Linked DNA regions of Mus musculus: regions 2 and 3 are each linked to region 1. A link is a loop called in an ENCODE intact Hi-C map of the cell type or tissue named here. Cell type or tissue: heart. All regions are shown on one strand. Region 1 holds the start of Gm51874 (a long non-coding RNA gene). Region 2 holds the start of Lrrc59 (leucine rich repeat containing 59). Region 3 overlaps Lrrc59 (leucine rich repeat containing 59).

Region 1 (8,000 bases):
TAACTGCTCTTCCAGAGGTCCTGAGTTCAATTCCCAGCAACCACATGGTGGCTCACAACCATCTGTAATGGATTCTGGTGTGTCTGAAGACAGCTACAGTGTACTCATATACATATAATAAATAAATAATTAAAGAAAAAGAAAGAAAGAAAAAACCATGTCCTATAAAGAGAGAGAAAACAGGCTGGAGAGATCATTAAGAGCACTTGTTCTTCCAGAGGACCTGGGTTTGAATCCTAGTACCCTGGTGGCAGCTCACAATAAATAGTTCAAAGCCAGTTCCAGGGGATCCAGCACCACCTTCTGGCCTCCACAGGCCCTAAGCACACATGTGGTGCACAGACACATGCACAGGCAAAACACTCACACATATAAAATAAAAGAAATAATCCTTAAGCCAGGCATGGTGGCGCATGCCTTTAATCCCAGCACTCGGGAGGCAGAGGCAGAATTACTGAGTTTGAGGCCAGCCTGGTCTACAGAGTGAGTTCCAGGACAGCCAGGGCTACACAGAGAAACCTTGTCTCAAAAAAACAAAAAAGAAAAGAAATAATTCTTAAGACACACACACACACACACACACACACACAGAGAGAGAGAGAGAGAGAGAGAGAGAGAGAGAGAGAGAGAGAGGCTGTGAGCTAGAGACGACTCAGTGGTTAAGAGCAGACTAGAGTTCAGTTCCCAGCACTCTGGAGTGGCTTACAGCTGCCTGTAGCTCCAGGGACTTGGTACTTTAAAAAAAAAATCTAAAAAAAAGAAACGCAGGGCACACTGGAGAGTGGTGGCTTAGTTAGTAGTGTTTGCTGCGCAAGCGTGAGGAACCGTGTCTGGATCTCCAGACCCCACAGACAAAGCTAAGTATAGCAATGTATGCCTAGAGTGCTAGTGTTAAAGAGAAACAGGGTTTCTCTGTGTAGCCTGGCCAGGCAAACTAGTGAGCTCCAGGTTCAGCGAGAGATCTTGGTTCAAAAGATAAGGCAGAGAAAGATGGAGAAAACCATGAATAGTCAACCTCTGGCCTCCACATGTTCTGGAGTATACATGGACATGCACATATATGTACACACACACACAGAGGGGGGTATAAAACTTGCTCAAATATACAGCAACAGTGTTTTATGTGCTACACCTCTGGAGTCCAAGGAGACTTTGGGTGACCACCCCAGCCACTACACAGGAAGTGGTTTCTCCAGCCTAGCCCAAGGCATTCTGGGTAGACTCCATCTAGCTGATTCATACACAGGTGTTGATCTGCATCAACAAAATCCCAAACCACATTTATTTAAACAACAGAAGACATCTAAACACCCTCAGGAGAGGGACTGTCTCTGCTAGAATCATCCCGCCCTTCTGTGTGGCTGACAAAATGGTTCAACCTTAATCTCCAAGGGGCCCCTTGATCGTGTAGAGATGGGGGACTCTCCTGCACTGTTGGGCTTTTCTGCACTGGTGCCTTCCATTCTTTGTTGTGTGTGACGTTTACCTTCATCTCAAAGCAGCTGTGTTTCTCTCTAGGTACACACAAAAAGGCAGGCTCCCACCATCCCAGCCGGCCTTTATACGTTTTTCCGGTTAAAGGTGTAGTTCCCTTATCAAATCTCTGTTAAACTGCACGGGAGGACAGCTGACCTGTCTCATGGAGGGCCTTTTCCACCTTGTTATCACGAAAGGTCAGGCAGTTCTCAATCCAATGGTGTCATATGCACTATAGATGCATAGCTAACTGCCTCTCTATTCTACCAGACCAGTTCTTCCAGATCTTGGTTGAAAGCCCAGGCACAGGCTGGTAATCTTTCACTCTCCCTTCAGGTCACAAAACAAAGCTAAACTAGTTGTGAAACTAGTTAGTTGTGAAATGTAAGGAGGAAAGCACCATTTCTCCATCCGGGTGATGCTTCTCTGTGTCATCATAGAGTATAGCTTTCCCCAACCCCGCCCCAAGCCAGGCACTGTGCTTCTAGGCAAGCCCTCTAGCATTGAACCAAAGCCCTATCCCTGTTGTATTCTTTGGCCTAAGAACTATTTTGAGCTACAGATAGCTGAGCTAGGAAACACATTCAGACATTCCCAGGAGATGATGAGAGTCTACTCCAAGTCTCCATAAAGCAAACCATAAAGTAAGCCACAGGAACATTTTTTGTTTCCTAAACAAATAAACAAATGAAAACTCCTGTTCATGCCATGTGCCATGTGGTTGTCAGCTAAGTGTGAAATAGCATTTTGTCTATGAAAAAAAAAAGCAAAGTTCATTAAAAAATATATTACAGGGCCGTTGGCACAGGCTGTGTTGTCACAAACTAGAGTACTCTGGAAAGAGGGAACTTCAACTGTGGAATGGCTTCTATCCACTGGCCTGTGGGCGCGTCTGCGGGCATGTTCCAGATTGTTGGTTGGTGTTTCAGTTTGTTGCTATGAGTCCTAATGCTAAGTACTGGCGCCCTGGTTGCCCCTAGAGACCAGGAGATTCTAAGTAACTGTGTCCCCCAGGGGAAGTAGCCATAATAGCATAGAGGGTAGATATCTGCTTAGCTCCAGTGCTGATTGAGGCTTATTTTATATGTATGTGTGTGTATATATACATACACACACACACCCCACACACATACACACCCACACACACATATATGCATGCATTAACTAGAAGTGTAATATGAAAGAAATAAGAAAGTATATGGTATACAGTACAGGCCTATAATTCCAGTACTCTGGAGGCTGGGGCAGGAGGATCAAGAGTTTGAGGCTAGCCTGGACTACATAGTGACTCTGTGTCAAAAAAAAAAAAAAAAAAAAAAAGCACTATTTTGAGTAGGGAACTGTGCACATACCTTAGTCCCAGTGCTTGGGAGGGTGACTCAAGAGGGTTCCAAGTTTGAGCCCAGCCTCTGCTACATTGTAAGCCCTTGTCTCAAAGATTCTTAAGTTATTTGAACATGATTTGAACATACTTGCCACATTCCGAGGTGTGGTCCAGTCACCTGCAGCAATGCTCTTAGCGGAAACTTCCCAGGAGTGGGAGCGTGCTGCGGCTTCTCCGCTGGCTTCTGGCCTTGCCCTGCTCAGTTCTGTTTGCAGACCGTTAGTTCCTTTGCTTCAACCTCAGGAAGCCGCTTTTTCTTCTGCAGCCTCCTGACCTCTCCCAGCCTTCACGGAACCGAAGAGAGCTATGGCTTTGATCTGGATTAGGCTTGAACACCAAGGGAATGTTCTGGCAGGTTTTATCTCCCACCCAGACCACTAAAGCTTTCACTCATCAGCAAGAAGCCTGTCCTACTTTCTTATCGTCGCCATGTTGACTGGAAATACATTCTTAATTTCCTTCCAAACTCTTCCTTTGTACCCATAACTAGGCTGTTTGCATAAGAGGCCTGGCTTTCGGGATATCTGAACCGTCAGTATGCTTCCCCCCACCCCCACCCCCACCCCCACCCCCACCCCCGCTAAGCCTAATCATTCCTAGCTTTTTATTTGAAGTGACAGACGTGTGGCTTTTCCTTTCCCTGGAGCATTTGGAGGCCACCGTAGGGTTATTAACCGACCTCATTTCAACTTTGTTGTGTCTGGCATGGGGGAGGCTTGAGGGGAGTCTCCGGGGAGAAGAAGGGAGAGGCAACCGGTAGGTGGAGCCATCAGAACACACAGCAATTATCTATTAACTCTTCAGCCCCAATGTGGGCGCAGTCCGTAGCACTCCAAAGCAACTACAGTAGCTTCAAAGGTCACTGATTGCAGGTCATGATAAATATAGCAATAATGGAAAACTCTGAAACTCCGTGACAGTCACCAGGACCAGAAGAGAGCACCTGGGGTCGGAAAGACATCGGCAGACACCCAGGCAGGATGCTGTAAACCCTCTAACTGTGTGTGTGTGGGGGGGGGGGGGGCTGTCAAAACAAGACATCACCACAGTATTTGAAGAGTACAATAAGATGAGCTATGTCAGTCCCACTGTTCTCTGCGCCCCCTTGCTTGCCTATGGGTATTGTATTTGTTTGCTTGTTTGTTTGTTTAGATACAAACCAGCTTAATTTAAGCTGGCCTCAAATTGCTATGTAACGAAGGATGGCTCTGAACTCCTGCTCCTCCTGCCTCTGCCCTGAGTGCTGGGATTTGGGGCATGTGCCACCATGCCAAGTTTTTGCAGTGCTGGAGATTAAGCCCTGGGCTTTGAACATTGCAATGAACCAATGGAGGTTCTCCTTGGCCCGGGATGTATGTTTATTGACAAAGGTCCTACTTCCTCTCACTTCCTCCTACTTCCCTCTACCTGGAAAAAGGGAACTGTTAATCAGGGATAACTCTAGACCCTTCCCAGCTCAGAGGACTCTAACTCTCCTTCTCTACCATCTCCTTGCCTTCTCATGATTTTTGACCCCTTGAGACTCCTCTCTCTCTCTCTCTCTCTCTCTCTCTCTCTCTCTCTCTCTCTCTCTCATATCTCTCTTTTGTTTGCTCAATGGTGGGACTGGAATGGGCTGTCCCCAAACTCCTTTTAACAGGATTCCTCCCAACTCCTAGGAATTCTGCCATCTCCCTGGGGTTGCTGCCTCAACCCAGACCATCTCTCATTTTATGGGACAGAAAAAAAAAATGGTTTTTTTGTTTGTAAAATAGCTGTTTGGGTAGGGGGGTGCCACCTCCAATGTCTTAGATTCCTGTATACGCAAACAGAAACCCCAAGCCGTACAATGTAAATTTGCTCCATCTGAAGCCACCCACTGACTTGTAACTAAGGGATTTTCCCACTTAAATCAATCAAATATATTCTTTGTCTTGTCTCCACAAATCCCTTCTAAAACCTTCCTCAGCCCGCCCACTCCAGGGAGCCTGAACACTTTCTGCCTGGTGTTGCCTGATTCATGGGCACTGAATGCGCAAGTAAACTCATTGAATTTCAAATATGTCTAAGTTTACCATGGGATGAAACCTGCCTAGAGACATCCTTACCCACTCCTGCTGGGCGGTCAGGTCCCTCCCCTTCCCTTAGTCAGGTGTTATTTCTGATAAAACCTCCCATGACAAACTATCCCTGCATCTGCTAGCCAAAGAAGTCAACCCCAGAGATGAACCCAGGTCCTTCACCCAGATCCTTCACCTCTTCTTCTCCCATATGATCCCAGTCAAGAACAGAGACAGAGGGCTGGAGAGATGGCTCAGTCGTTAAGAGCACTGACTGTTCTTCCAGAGGTCCTGAGTTCAAATCCCAGCAACCACATGGTGGCTCACAACCATCTGTAATGGGGATCTGATGCCCTTGGTGTGTCTGAAGATAGTGACAGTGTACTCACATACATAAAAATAAGTAAGTTTAAAAAAATTTTAAAAAGAAAGAAAGAAAGAAAGAAAGAAAGAAAGGAAGGAAGGAAGAAAGGAAGGAAGGAAGAAAGAAAGAACAAACAGAGACAGAGGAAGAAAAGTAAGAAGGCTCTATAGTGATACTCACAGTGTCTATGCTCTGGTGACTTGGCACACGTTTGAAGTTCGTCTTGTCCCTTGGCAGAAACATTTTGTCTCAGGACCATCCACACAGACTTCTGAAAAGATTAAGCTTGTCGCATTGCCTCCTGCCGCTCCACCTTGCACAGCTCATAGTGTCACGGAGAGGAAAGGTCAGGAAAAGGTGGGAAGATTGGCTTAGAGCAGGCTGTGGGAGGGAACAGAGAGTTGGCTTGCTCAAGGCTCTGTAAGGATCATAATGCAACCACCAAAACTGATGTGAGAGGTCTCCGGTTTCACCCTCAGTAATAGAGAGAGGTGGGTGGGGGAGAGAGAGAGAGAGAGAGAGAGAGAGAGAGAGAGAGAGAAGGGAGGGAGAAGAGAAGAGAAGAGAAGAGAAGAGAAGAGAAGAGAAGAGAAGAGAAGAGAAGGGAAGAATGGTAGATCCTTCTACCAGAGAGAGACTGCAGCCTAGGGGAGCCTGCCTTAAACTTGAAAGGACCAGAATTGAGGAGAAATAGTGAGACTATTTCCCTGCAGACAATGGTAGTGGCCAGGAGTTCAAGGTCACACCTGAACTGTCACAGGGTAAGCAGCACTCTTTACATGTACACATTCAAACAAAAAGCTCGCCTAGTAGGACATGTGTCTAGCAATGTCTTAGTCACTGTTCTATTGTTGTGGAGAGACCCCACGATCAAGGTGAATTGCATTAAACTGGGGCCTTGCTTGCAGTTTTAGAGGATCAGTCCATGACCATTGTGGCTGGAAGGCACACAGGTGTGATGCTGGAGCAATAGCTAAGATTGTTTCATCCTGATCTGCAGGCAGCAGGCAGACTGGGCGTGGCATGGGGTTTTGAAACCTTAAAGCCCACACTCCCAGTAACACATCTCTTTCAACAAGGCCACACACCTATTCCACCAAGGCCACACCTCCTAATCCTTCCCAAATAGTTCCACTAACTGGGGACCAAGCATTCGAATATATAGCAGTAAATGGAAGCCATTATTCAAATTACCACAATGGGGAGCGGGTAGGTACTGTAAAGTACACAGATAAAATAGAATAATTGCAAATCTGAGAGGTCTAGGTAGACTGTGGAAGTTACAATGACGTGAACTGAGGCACATAATGAATTCAGATTGCACATCTGAATGGAGAAAATGGGGCATGGAAGGAAGTGGGGGTAGGATGGTGTGATCTGGAGTCATCCAAGGGTACCCAGCCTGCTCCAGAGACGCATAGCCCCGGAGGGAGGGGGACTCATCCCAGGGACCTCTGAAGTTGCTTCACATCTTCAGGGGAAGGTAAAGCAGGTCAGGAGGTGGAAAGATACACGCGTCATCTTCATTTCCCAGAACGGGGCTGAGAGGTTGAGGCCACCAAGCCTGTCAGACAAAGCTCACGACACCTTTGATTTCAGAATGAACTCAAAACCAAAGACCCAAATTGAGCCCCGACTTTGTATCCAGCAGGGCGTGAATCATCCGACAGATGGTGGGGGTGCGTTTAGAGAGCCTCAGAGGGAGCAAGAGCGGCCCCTCAGATGGCCCTGTGGTGCCAAGCTGTTCTCGACCCAGAGCAGGCTAAGCATGGGGGGAGTTTGTGGGTTCTGCTCTTTCTGGCTTCAGGGAGCAGCTGCAACTTTGCAAATTCAAGTAATTGAGAGAGAGAGAGAGAGAGAGAGAGAGAGAGAGAGAGAGAGAGAGAGAGAAGAATCCAGATGTTAGTATTTAGCGCAGCCTGGGTCACATGTAGACTCTGAAGCAGGAGTGGGGACTGGGGGCTGAGCAGAAACTGACAGCGCCCCCAGGAAGGCTAGAAGTGGATGAATTTGCTCCAAGGGACAGGGGACTGCTGCCAACAAACAGCACAGGAAACCTGAGGTTATCCCAGCCTCAAGAGTCCCTGCAGGCTGTTAACGGAATGCAGGGAAGGAAGAATTCTCTCTCTTATTTGTAACTGCATAGACATTGAGTATTCCAGCGCCCATTGCCTTGTATGCTGCATTTTGTCACCTGCAATCAAATGCATCCTAAGTGTTTTCTGAGGAGCATAAGAGTGGAGCAGGGTTGTTTTGCCTTTAATCTTAGCATCCACCCCACGTGTTTCACCATAGTGTTTTGGTAGAACTTTAACATATTCTAAAAGGCGGTGCTTTTATTCTATTCTGTTTGATTGTGGTCAAAATTCTGCCTCTTCATTCTAACTTACAATGGACATGGAAAGCTAGGCTCCTGGTGACTAATTGAATTTTGTCTTTTCCACACTGAAAGCCTTTTTCCAAAATGAACGGCCAGCCCCCAGCATGTATGTAGCAGAGGACGGCCTTGTCTGGCCTCAGTGGGAGAGGATGCACCCAATCCTGCAGAGACTTGATGTCCCAGGGAGGGGGTGCCCAAAGAGTGGGGACACCCTCTCAGAGGCAGAGGGGAGGAGAGTGGGAGTAGAACTCTGGGAGGGGGGACCAAGAGGCAGGGCAACATTTGGGATGTAAACAATAATTAATTAGTTAATTAATTAATTTTTAAAATAAGAATAAAAAGAAAGTATGGTGGAAT
Region 2 (8,000 bases), 88 kb after region 1:
CAAAACAAGGAAAAATCTCAAGTAATTCTAGTCCTTGTTTAGGGCAATAAAGGCAGGATAGTCCCATCAAACCACAGTCTTTCTTGTTCCTCATTGAAAGATATGTGGGAACCAACGTGGTGACTCAGGCCTGAAATCCCAGCTCTTGGGAAGCTAACACAAGAGGACTGTCTGGGCCACAGTTTATGTGATTTCAAAGCAAAAACAAAACAAACAAAAAAACAAAAACAAAAACACATGCCAGGCATGGCAGGACACACCTACAGTCCCAACACTTGAGAGGTTGAAGCAGAAAAATCAAGGCCAGCCTGGGCTACCTAAGACCTCTTTTCTGACGAAAACAACAAGCAAGAGATGGGGGATCACTTTCCCACAGAATGTAGAGCAAACTGACACAATGGTCTCTATCCCCCTTATGCAAGAGAAGTAAACTACTTTTCTCAAAAGATTAAAAGAAAAAAGAAAAAAAAAAAAACCAGGCGCCCAGCAAGTGATTCAGCCAGCTTGTGCTGGCTTCACTTGTCTATGGCCTGATTCTCCTGCTGTTCTAAAGAATGTACCTCTGAGCAAGTCACCCTCCTCTACCTGTCCCCACCGATAGCCTCAGATTCAGCTGGACCCTGTAGACCTATCCTGAAATTACACCTTATGCCCAGCCTCGCCCTGGCCACAGGAAGGCTGTTCAGGGCTCCAGGACCCAGTGCAATGTGCAAGTCTTACCGGAAGAGTACTCAGTTTATTGCAGGACAGATCCAATACCGTAGCCTTGGGAAGTGCAGCCTAGAGAGAGAGATGAGAAAAACATGTCAAACCAACACCTGGAATGATTCCGTGACATCTGCTAATGAAGCATTTTCCAGAGAATGTTCCCACAATTACCACAATTAGCAAAGGCCTTTAAAAACAATAAGGGGGGGGGGGCAGGGTGGCACATGCTGTGACCCTAGTTTTCAGAAGACAAGAGGATACCATATCTAACTTCTGCTTCACAATAACGCCCTGAGGAGGAAGAAAGGCACGAAAGTATAATGTTCTTGGGTTTAAGAAAAAAGCCAGTCAACAAAGATATAGGGAAGACTGGGAAGGGGGGTTGGGGGGTGGGGGTGAGGAGCTTGACTATAGAGTGTCCAAGGAAACCCAACCTTCTCAAGCTCCTTGGGCACTTCACGTTTTCTCTAGTGCCCCGTTATTTGGTTTCAGGGCAGGAACTGGGTCTAGTAAAGCACTGGGGTTTAATTTACTCATTTGTTCAGGTCTCTGACCACCAACATGTGTTGGTACTGAGTACCTGCTCTGGGGAGGGCCCTGGCTACAGAACAAGAGAGAAGGCCCTCATAGCCCGTCTCTAGTTCTCAGTGGTGTCCAGGACTAGAGAGGCTCTGCAGAACCGACCCTTTCTTCACCCCAAGGACAGCACTATAATGACCACATGCCTGTGGTGAAGGGGTTCCAGATAGCTTTCCTCGGGCCAGGCTCAAGTACATGTGGCCGTCTTCTGGAGAAGGACGGTGGACATGCAGTCAAGGGTCCCAGGTCCAAATCTCAGAGGTACGTCTGACCACTTTACGTGTAAAGAAGTTCCGGGTACCAGAGCAGGGAAAACACCAGCTACCTTCCAATTCTTTGTCTTATGATTTTTTTTTTTTTTTTTTTTTGGTTTTTCTAGACAGGGTTTCTCTGTATAGCCCTGGCTGTCCTGGAACTCACTCTGTAGACCAGGCTGGCCTCAAACTCAGAAATCCACCTGCCTCTGCCTCCCGAGCTCTGGGATTAAAGGCGTCCCCACCAGGCCCGGCTTGTCTTATGATTTTAACCCCCCTAAGTGTACGAGACCAGAACCATTAACACCATCTTACAAATGAGGAAATCTAGACACAAAGGTTGGCTGGTTAGCTTGCCAAGGACATCGAGCTATTGAGCAACGGGAGCTGGGAAGTGAACTGGGCATGCCATTCAAACCACCATACTACACAGCCACAAAGGGGGTGGGGGTGGGGATTCGGCCAATTGCCAAGGCCAAGTATAATCCCTTAATGGCAATAAGAAAAGTGTAGGTCATCCAAAGTGAAGCTAACATGAGACGTTAGAGCTAGGGAGCGCAGAGCTGGGTAAGCACTGATCGAGGATGTTGCTCTATGTTGGCAGCAAATTAAGTGTGTGCTGTCCCTAGGGCCTCAGGCTTCCAAATGGGATTGGGAGTGGAGGGAGATGGAGGGTGTGGCGCCATTCCGGACAGTTTCAGAGCAGCTGGGATGAGAACCTTTGCCAGTCCTGCAAAGAGATTTCACTTTCTTCAAGGAGAGCCGCCCCCAAGCTGCGAAAGCCAGCTGGGATTGCAGGCTTCTCAGGAAAAAGCTGGGTTCGGCGCCACACCCAGGTCTATCTGGAGGCCTACTTCCCGGGACCCGGTCATTCATTCATCCTCGAAACACATCCAGCAACCCTTCCCGCGGCTTTCCACTCTAAGGCCCAGCACGAAGCCGGACCTTGTTGAGAGCTCCCCAAAACCAGGACAAATTCATTACTGGCCCCGAAAAAGCCCAGGATCGGGTAGCTAGAGCGACCCTATCTCCTGGAACTGTGCCAAAGTGACACGTGTGCACCGCAATAAGAATACTGGGACCGACCGCAGCCTCCCAGGAGACCTAGTTTTTTAAAGAACGGGAAACTGAGGCTTAAGAGAGGGGCCTGCCCGCGTGGGGCCGGCGTCAGGAGTAGGTGGGCTCCCGAGGCTCGTGGGGTCGTACTGACCAGCTCCTTGACGGGGACTTCATTCAGGTCGCTGAGGCTCAGGTCCAGCTCATTGCCGTCCAGCTTGTCGCGGAGGTTCCCGCCCTTGCTACCGGCCTTGGTCATGATGACGCCGGCTAAGCGGGTCCCTGGCTCCCGGTTTCCGACGGGCAGGAGAGAGGGATGAGGGGCCGCTCGTGGGCTCGGCGGACTCACACCCAACGGACCACGCCTGCGCCTTAAGCCGCCGTCGCCTCCGCCGCCGCTGCGAGGCCTCCGCCGCCCGTCCGCTCGCCCGCCGCACTCCCAGCCCAGGGCCCCGCTCCCACCGGTGCCGCCGCGACGACGACCACTTCCGTGTCCACGTCACCTTCCGCGGCCACTGAGATGGGCTGGGCCAGAGAGGCCCGAGCGTGTACCGGCGCGCCCTCTGCCGTCCAGGCTGGCAAACTGCATCTGCGGGGCGCCACCTCCGCCGGGAGGAGCTGAGTTGCTAGACGTGGCAGTCCGGAGGCATCTGGAGCCCGAAAGGACAGAAACTGCACTTTCCATGACCTGTGTTTGCATCCCTCATAAGATCATCCCTATACTCTGAAATAGGAGCCAACTCTGAGGGTATCCTCCAAAATTTCTCCTAGCTTTCTTCCGAATTTACGGTTACTGTAAACTTCCTCTTCCTTTTCGGCTTCAGTCTTCAGCCCTCTTCTCTCCAGCCCTTTAATCTCAGCACATGAAAGATCCCTACCAATTAGAGGCCTGCCTGGTCTACATAACAAGTTCCAGGCCATGCAGGGCTACATAGCAAGAACCTGTCTGTAGTGGCTATTCCTGGTTGTCAACTTGACAATATTTGGAATGAACTACAATCCGGAATTGGAAGGCTCACCAGTGACCCTTATCTGGAGGCTTGGAGATCCTTATCTGGATCTTGGTTTGAAGATCTTGAGCCATAGTGGCTATGGATTCCAGAAGATTGAATCTCCGAGTTAAGGAACACACCTTTAATCTGGGCTATGCCTTTCATCTGGGATTAAAGGTGTGGTGGAACACACCTTTAATCTGGGCTACACCTTTTGCTGGAGACAATATAAGGACATTGGAAGAAGGGAGTCTAGCTCTTGCTCTTGCTCCTTTGCCTGCTTGCTGCGTGAGACTGAGTAACTGCTAGATCCTTGGACTTCCATTCACAGCTGCGACTGAACAATTGTTGGGAATTCGGCTGCCGACTGTAAGTCATCAATAAATTCCTTTACTATTTAGAGATTATCCATAAGTTCTGTGACTCTAGAGAACCCTGACTAATACAGAAGTTGGTACCAGGAGTGGTTCTAGAGTAACAGAAGTACAAGGATGAATCTTTTAAAATACTGGAATTGGCTTGTTGATCCACCAGCACTTTCAAATATTGAAACCTCTCCAGATTCTCTCCCTCCTGGGAGCTCAGAGAATTTTGAAGACCCATGGTTGAAACTATATTCCGAACTTAAAGAAGCTAATGCCCTTGATTTTCTTAATGAATTAGGTGATTCAGTGCACAAAGCTTTCTACAAGATGGGGAAAAAATCGAAAAATGATTTTACTGGCTGGCTGCTCTTAGTATCTGTGGAAAAAATGATGAATGAAAGGAAGGAGTTGTGTGATAAAATCGAAAGGCTCCAGACACAAGTAAACGATCTAAAAGTTGCTAAGTGTGTCCTTGAGGAGAATCTTCTCTCTTGTAGCAATAGAGCTCAAGTTGCAGAAAATCAAACAGAAACTCTCATTGTAAGGTTGGCTGAACTACAGAGAAAATTCAAGTCTCAGCCTCAGAGTGTGTCGACAGTTAAAGTAAGGGCTCTAATTGGCAAAGAATGGGATCCTACAACATGGGACGGGGATGTGTGGGAAGACCATGTTGAAGCTGAGAATTTTGAATCCTCAGATTCTCAAGGGTTTGCCCCACCTGAGGAAGTAGTACCCTCAGCCCCACCTCTTGAAATAATGCCTTCCCCACATGAGGAAATTAATTTTGCAGAGTCTGCTCACGGCCCACCAATAGTTTCTTCTAGACCTGTAACCAGACTCAAAGCAAAACAGGCTCCTAGAGGGGAGGTAGAAAGTATAGTCCATGAGGAAATTCGCTACACTACTAAGGAGCTTAATGAGTTTGCTAATTCATTCAAGCAGAAACCTGGTGAATATGTGTGGGAATGGATTTTAAGGGTGTGGGATAAGGGTGGAAGGAACATAAAACTAGAGCAGGCTGAGTTTATTGACATGGGTCCTCTGAGTAGAGATTCTAGGTTTAATACGGAAGCTCGCATAGTTAAAAAAGGTGTCAAAAGTTTGTTTGAATGGTTGGCTGAGGTGTTTATCAAAAGATGGCCTACTGGAAATGACTTGGAGATGCCTGATATTCCGTGGCTTAGTGTTGATGAAGGGATTTTAAGACTTAGGGAAATTGCAATGCTAGAGTGGATATATTGTGTAAAGCATAATTGTCCACAATGGGAAGGTCCAGAAGATATGCCTTTCACCAGCTCTATAAGACGCAAATTGGTGAGAGGGGCACCAGCACATTTGAAGGGTTTTGTTCTTTCCCTTTTCCTTGTGCCAGATCTTAGCATTGGAGATGCTTCTGCTCAATTAGATGAATTAAATTCACTGGGTTTAGTTGGATCCCGAGGTAACAAGGGCCAGGTGGCAGCATTGAATCGCCGGAGACAAGGTGATTCTAGTTATTATAATGGACAGCGTAGACAAAAGAATGTTTATAATAACATACCCAGTAATGGTCAGCACAGGAGAGGTGAAATTTATAATGGCATGACTCGCTTGGACCTTTGGTACTGGCTAATCAATCATGGTGTTTCCAGGAATGAAATACATAGGAAGCCTACTGCATATTTGTTTGATCTGTATAAGCAGAAAAATTCTCAAACAAATGAAAGAAAGGCTACATTAGATCGTGGTAAACAGCAATCTCGGCCAGTGAATCAATTTCCAGACTTGAGACAGTTTGCAGATCCGGAACCCCTTGAATGAAGGGGTGGCCAGGTTCCTCTGAGGAAGGATCTTGATAAGACACTCAAAGGTTTTGCTGTTACCCTTTCTCCAGTTCTTCCCCAGAGGGACCTACGGCCTTTTACAAGGGTAACTGTACACTGGGGAAAAGGAAATAATCAGACTTTTCGGGGTCTGCTGGATACTGGTTCTGAGTTGACACTGATCCCAGGGGATCCCAAGAAACATTGTGGCCCTCCAGTTAAAGTAGGGGCTTATGGAGGGCAGGTGATTAATGGAGTTTTGACTGATGTCCGACTCACAGTAGGTCCAGTAGGTCCCCGGACACATCCTGTGGTGATTTCCCCAGTTCCAGAATGTATAATTGGGATAGATATACTCAGAAATTGGCAGAATTCTCATATTGGTTCCCTGAACTGTAGAGTGAGGGCTATTATGGTTGGAAAGGCCAAATGGAAGCCTTTAGAGTTGCCTTTGCCAAAGAAAATAGTGAATCAAAAACAGTATCGTATTCCTGGAGGCATTGCAGAAATTACTGCCACTATCAAGGACTTGAAAGACGCAGGGGTGGTGGTTCCCACCACATCTCCGTTTAACTCTCCTATCTGGCCAGTGCAGAAAACAGATGGATCATGGAGAATGACAGTTGATTATCGAAAACTAAATCAGGTAGTAACTCCAATTGCAGCTGCTGTACCAGATGTAGTTTCGTTACTTGAGCAAATTAACACATCTCCTGGCACCTGGTATGCGGCTATTGATCTGGCAAATGCCTTCTTCTCAGTACCTGTCCATAAGGACCACCAGAAGCAATTTGCTTTCAGTTGGCAAGGCCAACAGTATACCTTCACAGTTTTGCCTCAAGGATATATTAACTCTCCTGCCCTGTGTCATAATTTAGTTAGAAGGGATCTTGATCGTTTGGATCTTCCACAAAATATCACATTGGTGCACTATATTGATGACATTATGCTGATTGGACCAAGTGAGCAGGAAGTAGCAACCACTTTGGACTCATTGGTAACACATATGCGTATCAGAGGATGGGAAATAAATCCAACCAAAATTCAAGGACCATCTACCTCAGTGAAATTCTTAGGAGTCCAGTGGTGTGGGGCATGCAGAGATATTCCTTCTAAGGTGAAAGATAAGTTATTGCACCTGGCCCCTCCTACAACCAAGAAAGAAGCACAACGTTTAGTGGGTCTATTTGGATTCTGGAGACAACACATCCCTCACTTGGGTGTGTTACTTAGGCCTATTTACCAAGTGACTCGGAAAGCTGCTAGCTTTGTGTGGGGCCTGGAACAGGAGAAGGCCCTTCAACAGGTCCAGGCTGCTGTGCAGGCTGCTCTACCACTTGGACCATATGACCCAGCAGACCCGATGGTACTTGAGGTGTCTGTGGCTGATAGAGATGCTGTTTGGAGCCTCTGGCAGGCCCCTGTAGGTGAATCACAGAAAAGACCTTTGGGATTTTGGAGCAAAGCTCTACCATCATCTGCAGACAACTATTCTCCCTTTGAAAAACAGCTCTTGGCCTGCTATTGGGCCTTAGTGGAAACTGAACGTTTGACAATAGGACACCAAGTTACTATGCGACCTGAACTACCCATCATGAGCTGGGTACTATCAGACCCTGCAAGTCATAAAGTGGGACGCGCACAGCAGCAGTCTATTATCAAATGGAAGTGGTATATACGTGATCGGGCCAGAGCAGGTCCTGAAGGCACAAGCAAGTTACATGAAGAAGTTGCTCAAATGCCTATGGTTTCTACTCCTGTTACAATGCCATCTGCTGCCAAGCATGCGCCTATAGCCTCATGGGGTGTTCCCTATGATCAACTGACCGAAGAGGAGAAGACTAGAGCCTGGTTTACTGATGGCTCTGCACGTTATGCAGGCACCACCCAGAAGTGGACAGCTGCAGCATTACAACCCCTTTCTGGGACAACCTTGAAAGACACAGGTGAAGGGAAATCTTCACAGTGGGCAGAACTTCGTGCAGTACACATGGTATTACAGTTTGTTTGCAAGAAGAAATGGCCAGATGTACGATTATTCACTGACTCATGGGCTGTAGCCAATGGATTGGCTGGATGGTCAGGCACTTGGAAAGATCACAATTGGAAAATTGGTGAGAAAGACATCTGGGGAAGAAGTATGTGGATAGATCTCTCCAAATGGGCAAAGGATGTGAAGATATTTGTGTCCCATGTAAATGCTCACCAAAAGGTGACTTCAGCCGAGGAGGAGTTCAATAATCA
Region 3 (8,000 bases), 69 kb after region 1:
ATAGAAAGCGCTATCAAATGCAGGCCTCTTCAAGGTGAGAGTATTGAGCTTTCGTTGGTATCCCCATTAAAGTTTTCCAACCCTATTTTGATAACTCTCTGTGACCTCGAAAGGTTTTGAAGCAGAGATCGTGGTAGTGTATCCTTGTGGCCATTTCGAGTTCCAGATTGAATGTGCTGAGGGCATGTCCTGTTTCTCTGATTCTCTGAACACATTTATCTTCACAAGGCTTGGCCTCATGAGCACGTCCAGTGGAGCAGCTTCAGTGACCTCACGTGTGTCTCATCTCTCCTCGTAGGCAGTTCATTTGAGAGCTCTAATGGGTTGATGGCTCTAAGAAGGTTATCCCTGTCTCGCCTCTCCACGGAGAGTGATTCTGAGGACCTGCCCACATTTGCCTTTTTGAAGAAGGAACCATCTTCAACCAACAGGAAGCCACCTCAGAGGGCGAAGAACATAGTGGTTGTCACCTCAGATTCTGAAGCCTCCTGTCCTCCATCACCAGGCCTCAAAGGTCCACCATGTGTCCCCAGTGCAGCTGGAGCTCCCCCACAAGCAGGGCCAGTCAGAGTGCTAAGCAGTAGCAGTGAGGACGAAGATGTATTTGTCCCCCTAGCTGAGAGGATCACATGTAAGCTTTTGACGAGCAAGCAGCTGTGCCCTGAGCTCTCTAGCTCCTCACTTAAAACAGGTTTGGATGGCCAAAATAATGCCAGCGCACCATGTGACTGGAAAAGGCAACCATGGCCAAAGATTCCCGATGTTCCCCTCCACGGTGCCTTAGAGAAGAGTGCTGCAAATGATGAGGACTCTCTCTTAGACGATCAGTGTCGTCAGCTTCCAACCTACCAGGCTACCTGCAGGGAGCTGGCAGTCTCCAAAACAAATTCCGACCGACCTCTACCCAAGAAGAGAACCAAGCATATTCAGACGGTCCAGAGCGGAGGCTCTCAGGGATGCTGGCGACCGGGACAGGCAAGCAGGAAGGAAAACACCCCGAGGCAGCATGAAAGAAAAAAGAAGGCAGAGATGATCAAGAGGCTCAAAGCCCAGAGGCCAGAGGAATGCCTGAAGCACATCGTGGTGGTGCTGGATCCAGGTCCTCCCAGATGCCAGCTTCCCCTGAGCCCAGATGTCTGTGTCCTAGACTCCTCCATGACCAATCCTTTCCTATCTATTGCAGTGCTTTTACAGATGGAAGGTGGGGGCCAGCTCCTGGGAGCGCTGCAGGCCATGGAGTGCAGCTGTGTGATTGAAGTCCAGGCCATACCTCGAAGCATCACTTGGAGGAGGAGGAGGACAGAGCTGGTAGAGGTAGAGCTTCTGGCTGGAGGGTCTTCTTCCCCTTAACCCGTTAGCCCTGCAGGATAAACTGCTGCATTGCCCCTGGCTGACACTCAGTGGCATAGCCGTTACTGTCCCGCAAGTCTGGAGGGATGCGGAGAGGAGGTGGTTAGCAGAACCCAGAAGAAGAATAGAGAGGAGGGTCAACTTCAGAGACACTTTGGGCTGTCCTAGAGTGGTGTAGGTATAGTGAACACCAGACGACTCTGTTATGGGGAATCCTGGGAAATACAAGCACTCGGAGTTCATTTTCTTTCCCTCCAGTTTACCACGCAGGTTCCTAGCTGAGAGCCCCAGGGTCTAAGGGATCAAGTAACATCTAGACATAGCTTAAGCGGAATGGGACAGGAAGAGGATGTATATGAAGTCCCTAGTTCTCTTGACTGGGCTTTGGGATGTCCTGGCCCCGAGGCTTGACTGCTGGACTCTGCAAGTTATCATGTGTCTTTGTGCTTTAGTTGCCTGTTGCAGAGAGAGGAGCAACTGGTAGCATCCCTTTCCCCTGCCTGAATGAGGTAATCTGACACCAGCGTTTAGTAGTCTGACCATCTCCAGCCTGAGCTCCCCTCCCCACATTACTATACTAACTGTTCCTACCATTCCTCCTCCTGTGAATCCAGCCACTCTACCGCTCGAGTTTAGAAATGAAACATTGAGATGTTTTCTGGCCCTCATAACTTCTCAGTAACAGGACAGTCACTGACACATTTAACCTGTGTTATTAGAAAAACTATATTCATAGCTGAGCATAGTGGCACATGCCTTTACTCCCAGCACTCAGCAGGCAGAAGCAGGTGGATCTCTGTGAGTCTATAGAAACCAGGCTGGTTTACATAGGGGGAATCAGACTAGTGATCTCACTACATAGTAAAACCCTGTCTCAAAAACAAACAACAAAACCCCTTGTATTAATAGAACAGTTGATCTTTGAAGACACCACACGATCTGTCATGTTCTTCCTCCTCTTCTTTCTTTCTTTCTTTCTTTCTTTCTTTCTTTCTTTCTTCTTCTTCTTCTTCTTCTTCTTCTTCTTCTTCTTCTTCTTCTTCTTCTTCTTCTTCTTCTTCTTCTTCTTCTTCTTCTTCTTTCTCCTCCTCCTCTTCTTCCTCCTTCTCTTCCTCCTCTTCCTCCTCCTACAGGGTCTCTCTATGTAGCCCTGGCTAGCTTCAAACTCAAAACCACCTGCCTCTGCATCCCTAGTGTCTGTCAATCCTTTCTTGTTCATATTTTTAATTTGATTGATTGGTTGACTGATTGATTCATTCATTAAGAGAGACAGGGTTCCTTCTATGTAGCTCTGGCTTCCCCGGAACTCTCTAGGCAAGGCTGGCCTTGACCTTACAGAGGTCTCCCTCCCTATGCCTCCTAAAAGCTGGAATTAAAGGCGTGTGCCATGACTCCCAGCTTTAAAAAAAAAAAAAAAAAGTATCACAGTTGTGTATAGATCAGTGGACAAGTCTATGGTATCACATTTCTCCTTCTACCTTTATGTTGTATTGATCCTGGTGTTGAACCCTGATCACCAGTTTTATGTGGCAAGGACATTTAGCCACTGATTATATTGCCCATCCTGTTTCTAGTCTGACTTTGAGATGCAGTGAGCCAGTTGAGTGGGGAGGGCTAGGATCACAGGTGCCACCATGACTTTCCAAGGCTATTCCATAGAGCCATTCATCCAGAAGATGCAGCCCGCCCACAGGAATCACGCCTGCTGACCTCCTTGCTGTGCTGTGCTCTGGTCTTGACAGGATGGAGATGACTGGATGGAAGAGCCAACAATCCTGGTGTTGGTCCTGGCAGAGGTCTTCATGTCCATGGCCTACAACTTAAAGCAGGTAGGTGGGGTCAGGCATGGAATGGTGCCAGCCTCTACCCGAGGAGCCAGTGTCAATGCCCTTTCTGCCTCTTCATGCAGGCAAGTCCTAGCAGCACCGAGAAAGGGAAGGAGACCCTTCGGAGCTTTGTAACTGATGTCACAGCAAAGACGGGGAAAGCATTGTCACTGGTGATTGTGGACCAGGAGAAATGCTTCAGGTATGGATATGCACTGAAGATAGAGGCCTTAAAGGGACAGCTCACGGGTTATCAAGGGGAGATCATTCACCCTGGCTACAAGTCGTTCTGCAAGATGGTGTCCCTGACCAGCTGTGGGATGTGCTGGTCAATTGTCCTGCAACATTTCTGCCTGGGCTCAGGTTGGGGCTATTCTGATTTCCCACTCTGCTCCAGGCCTCAGAATCCCCCGAGGAGAAGGAAATCAGGAATGGCAAATAAACAGGCCAAAGCGAAGCATCAGCAGAGGCAAGAGTCTAGCACGGGACTCATGGTGTCCAGGGCAGACATGGAGAAGGTAAGGGCTTTCTGTAGTCTGCGCAGGTGAGTGCTCACGGGTTCTAAGTAGGTCTCCAACAGACTGAATAAAAGGCTCAGCAGCACTGCTGCCTGCCTTGAACTGAGTAAGAAAGCAGGATAAATGGAGCCCAGAGGTTGAGTGTAGCTTCAGGGAACATCGAGATGACTTCCAAACAGTGCCTCCACTCTCCCAGTCCATTGTTGCCTTCGGGTTTCTAGGCACTGGTGGATCTGCAGCTTTATACAGAAGCCCAGGCGTGGATGGTGCAGAGCTGGAAGGAGCTGGCGGACTTCACCTGTGCATTTACAAAGGCTGTGGCTGAAGCACCCTTCAAGTGAGTGACCCTCCAAGTGCCCCCTGCACAGCAGGTCTTGCTTTTCCCTTGGTTCTTGCTGCCAGAGAAAATGTGCCTTTCTCCTAAACTCTGCCACCAGCCCAGTGTGTCTTTTGAGGCAGACGCCAATCTGATGCTGGAGATTCAGAGCAAGAGCCTCACATCTCGGAGGCTGGAGAGATGGCTCAGTGGTTAAGAACACGCGTTGTTCTTGCACAGGACTCAGACTGTTCCTAGCACCCACGTGGTAGTTCACAACTGTCTGGGACTCCATTTTTAAGGGATTTAACACCCTCTGCTGGCCTGTGAGGTCAAAAGTGATGCACACATATATGTGAAGGCAAACACTCATATACGGAACATTAAAATGAAAATAAATCTTAAAAACAAAGGCTTCAATTCCAGCCTTTATAGAAATATTCTCTAAGTTGATGCTGTTACCAGGATTCACTCAGGTCAAATTTTCAGTGAACCTAGTCAGAGGAAACCTGTTTTATTTTATTTTGAGATTGAGTTGCTTTAAGCTCCCAGCAAGTGAGAACCTGAACTAGATTCCAAATTGCCCAATACCCAGTCCCCATGCCTGCTCCTTGGCAGTACCACCCCATCTTAACAGTGACACACACACACTCAACACACATGCATACACGCATACACACGCACACACGATGATGTCCATACAAGGGACTAGATGAAGGGGTTGTTTTCTAACCTTTTTGTGTGTGTATGCACATCCATCCTTACCAGAGGATGCAGGAACTCCTTTGCCACTGCCTGTGTAGGAATTATTGGCCTGTGCGTCAAGGAATTCAGTCTCCACATCCCATCTCACTGTAAGCTCGTGTTATAGATGCACCAAGCACTTTACCCACTCAATTATGCCCTCAGGCCCCAGATTCAATTTTACTTTCTTTTCATCTGTTTAGGTGTTTTGCCTGCATGTGTCTGTGCACAATGTGTGTGTAGTGCCTGAGGGCAGAAGAGGGCATGGGATCCCCTGGAAAGGGAGTCAGGTGGTAATTAGTGCTGGAATCAAATCTGGTACTCTAGAAGAGCAGTCAGGGCTCTTAATTGCTGAGCCATCATCTCTCCAGCTCCACTAAAATGCAATTTTTAAAGGAACCTGCAACCAAAACTATGCATGAGAACAAAAAGAGACTCAAACTGGCCCAATGTAACATTAAGTCTACACCCAGGTTACTGGAGAAGGTTTTAGGGTTTAGTTCAGTTAAAGGGACAAATAAGTAGGGGAGAGGAACTCAAGTCTCCAGTGGTGCCCTTGCAGGAAGCTCCGGGATCAAGTCACCTTTTCCTTCTTCCTGGAGAAAGACTGGGCTGGAGGGATGAAAGTGGACCAGTCCGGCAGGGGACTGGCACTGATCTGGAGGCGGCAGATCCAGCAGCTGAACCGAGTCAGCTCGGAGATGGCCAGTGCTATTGTGGACGCCTATCCCTCACCACAGCTCCTGGTGCAGGTATGCTATGGGTGCAGGTATGCTATGGGTGACCTTGCTCTCCAAACATCGAGAGGCCAGGAATGTAGGTCAGCAGTGTGGACTGTGAGCCTGAGAAAGGCCAGGTTCTCCTGCCTGAACTTGCCCTTTCTAACCTCCTAACCAGGGGATGGTCATGGACGGGTGGTACGATGAGTGGCATGGTGTTAAGAGGTCACTTATCATTTCCAGGCTTATCAGCGGTGTTTCTCTGAGCAAGAACGTCAGAATTTGCTGGCTGACATACAAGTGCGACGTGGGGAAGGTGTGACAGCCACCTCCCGCCGTGTTGGGCCAGAATTATCCAGGCGGATCTACCTTCAAATGACCACAGCGCAACCAGATCTCATCTTAGACAGTGTTGACTGATATCCCACCTTGGCTATTGACAGTAGACAGGCCAGAAGTACCTCCTTGGTACAGTTAGGGAGCAAGTCTCTCATCTCTGGGAACAGAGAAGGCTGAGTCACTTGAATCTACCTCCACCATAGCACTCATGTTCCTCTCCCGGCAAGCGAGATGCCATGGACAGCCATCCCACCCCATCCCAGTTGACCCTCACAGCACAAAGGAGAAAGGCAGACCACTCAGACATGGATTTAATAATTGTAGAAATCCAAGAAATAAGCATCAAATCTCGAAGTCAGAGTGAACTCTTGCCTGCGGGTTGGCTTGACTACGCCCAGCCACTGAGCTGCCTCAACCAGCTAGGGAGCTATGATGAGGCTGACTCCTGTTTTCATGATGTCACCATATGTATGTAGTATGTATTTTGTCTCAATAAAGCCTTTGTACCAATGGCTGTGGAGCTTGGAGGAAGACTAAAGGAGCGTGTAGTGATGCTGAGGAGGTGATGCTGAGGAGGTGTGGGCCTACATGGCAGAACTGTCTGGGGAGGAAAAATCCAAGGCCTTTCTTCCAGTGTCAGGACAGTTTTGAATGGCAGACCTATCCAGATGGGCCACTAGGGCTACACTGCTGAACTATGACAGGTCCTTGCTCCTCTAGGGAGCTTGCAAATGGGAGTTTTTAGCAAGTAAGCACCGAGACACAGTTGTTTCTGATCCCTTCATGCAGCTGTTGTGAAGAGACTGGGAAAGGGGAGAATGCTTTCTTGTAGCAGCAGGGAGGTGGGCGGCTCTGCCCTGGTTGTGCTAATGTTTAGTTATGTATCACTCTGCAGCGCCACCATGTGACTTTGTTTCCCTTTGACTCCCACTGTTCTCTTCCTTCCTTCCCTTCTGTTACAGGTCCAGAATCAACTCTAAACCTGCTTCCATGAAGTCAAGTTTCTAGGTTGCCTTTGAGGTATTTCATCACACCGAGTGCTAGTGGAGCAGCCACAGTACGGCTTTGCAGAGTTCCCTCTGCTTCCAGGCCATTCGGGAGTTAATGCTCTAAAACTGAGGCAAGGAACCCGGCCTGCTGCCATTTTGTGGAAGCCATTTAAAAGTTGAGGCAAAATTCCACAGGAGTTAAGTTTCCCAGGACCCTGATGATATGAGATCTATTTGTGGGTGGTAAGACTGTTATGAAAGATTCGCTTTAGCTGAGACAACTCTGGTGTGAGTTCATCCTCTTGGGTATTATATAGGAGGTCGAATGACATAAAGGGAAGGAGGAAAACTGGAATGAGAGCCTGGTTGTGCCTCAGACTAGCCTGAACACTGCTGGCAAGTCATGGATGAGACGGCACCTCCTGCCTCAACATGTGACACTGGACCAAACAGCCAGACATTTTGGATATTGCTAAACTGCTTGACTGACTGAATCTTTAAAGAAACGTATTACGTCACCTTCCCAGCTTAGGCTGGGTTACCCAGTATTGCTAGTCCTCTAATCCCAGTAACACACTGCCCTCCGATTGTCCTGGTTACCCAGGGAGGAATGAAAGAAAGGGTTTATGACATACAAAAGTATAAATGTAGTGACAGCTGACCATTTAGTAGAAAGGAACCTTGCCTTACACAGCTTTGTATAACTAGAAAAGCCTATGCCTTCTCTCTCCCCACCCCTAAGCCTACTCCTTTAGGCATGCAGGTAACTCTTCCTCCCCCCTCTCCATTTCTCCTCATTCCACCAGGGAACCCTGACTATGGAACAGAAGTCCTACAAAGGGGAGATCTCAAGTACCACCAGCAGCCATGTGATGATGGCAGGTAGGTCTGACGCTAAAAAGAGGTTGTGTCCAGCAGAACCCAATTCCATAGGAATCCAAGCTCCAAGGCTGGGAGGCAGCGGGTGCTGAGGGTGAGCTCACTGCTGGGAGTCGGTTTGCAGGACCCACTGGAGGATCTCATGATGACGCAGGCCCTGGACCGCATTGTCGTAGATGGTGTTCACGCTGGTGCAGAGGGGCTGCTGGTGCAGCCCTGTCACCCGGCATACAACCAGCCCTCCTGCTACACACAGCAGCAGGAGCAACAGCAACACCTTCAGCACAGCCCAGGAGCGAGTGTGTTTTCGGGGTGGTGGC

The links. Peaks named below come from ENCODE experiments on the same cell type or tissue, not always from the same donor. Only the 100,000 strongest peaks of a DNase experiment are listed, where the experiment ranks them.
Region 2: a loop joins it to region 1, with 4 times the contacts of the local background. A loop is called at or near these places in 12 of 42 quality-filtered maps.
Region 3: it touches region 1 in a loop (2.5-fold over the local background); 12 of 42 quality-filtered maps call a loop at or near these places.

What each region holds. Positions count from the first base shown.
Region 1 is chr11:94,712,652-94,720,651 of GRCm38, reverse strand. It overlaps Gm51874 (a long non-coding RNA gene), which reads right to left and starts at 3,391. Exons shown (of 2, transcript XR_003949593.1): 1 at 2,949-3,391. In heart, a CTCF peak has its summit at 3,635 (motif pointing right); a DNase peak (open chromatin) is centred at 3,611; H3K4me3 peaks cover 505 bases; H3K27ac peaks cover 695 bases; H3K27me3 peaks cover 2,019 bases.
Region 2 is chr11:94,624,861-94,632,860 of GRCm38, reverse strand. Lrrc59 (leucine rich repeat containing 59) reads right to left here and starts at 3,084. Exons shown (of 7, transcript NM_133807.2): 1 at 2,752-3,084; 2 at 721-780. The coding sequence starts at 2,856. In heart, a CTCF peak has its summit at 3,165 (motif pointing left); DNase peaks (open chromatin) are centred at 1,970, 2,300 and 3,110; H3K4me3 peaks cover 2,299 bases; H3K27ac peaks cover 1,729 bases.
Region 3 is chr11:94,643,322-94,651,321 of GRCm38, reverse strand. Lrrc59 (leucine rich repeat containing 59) reads right to left here. Exons shown (of 7, transcript NM_133807.2): 7 at 6,099-8,000. The coding sequence ends at 7,781. Eme1 (essential meiotic structure-specific endonuclease 1) reads left to right here. Exons shown (of 9, transcript NM_177752.5): 2 at 299-1,099; 3 at 1,184-1,314; 4 at 3,093-3,179; 5 at 3,260-3,378; 6 at 3,574-3,694; 7 at 3,916-4,031; 8 at 5,317-5,506; 9 at 5,717-6,350. The coding sequence starts at 328. The coding sequence ends at 5,893. Among named protein-coding and RNA genes, the nearest start is that of Eme1, 6.4 kb to the left of the region's middle. In heart, no CTCF peak of the experiment used is centred here; no DNase peak of the experiment used is centred here.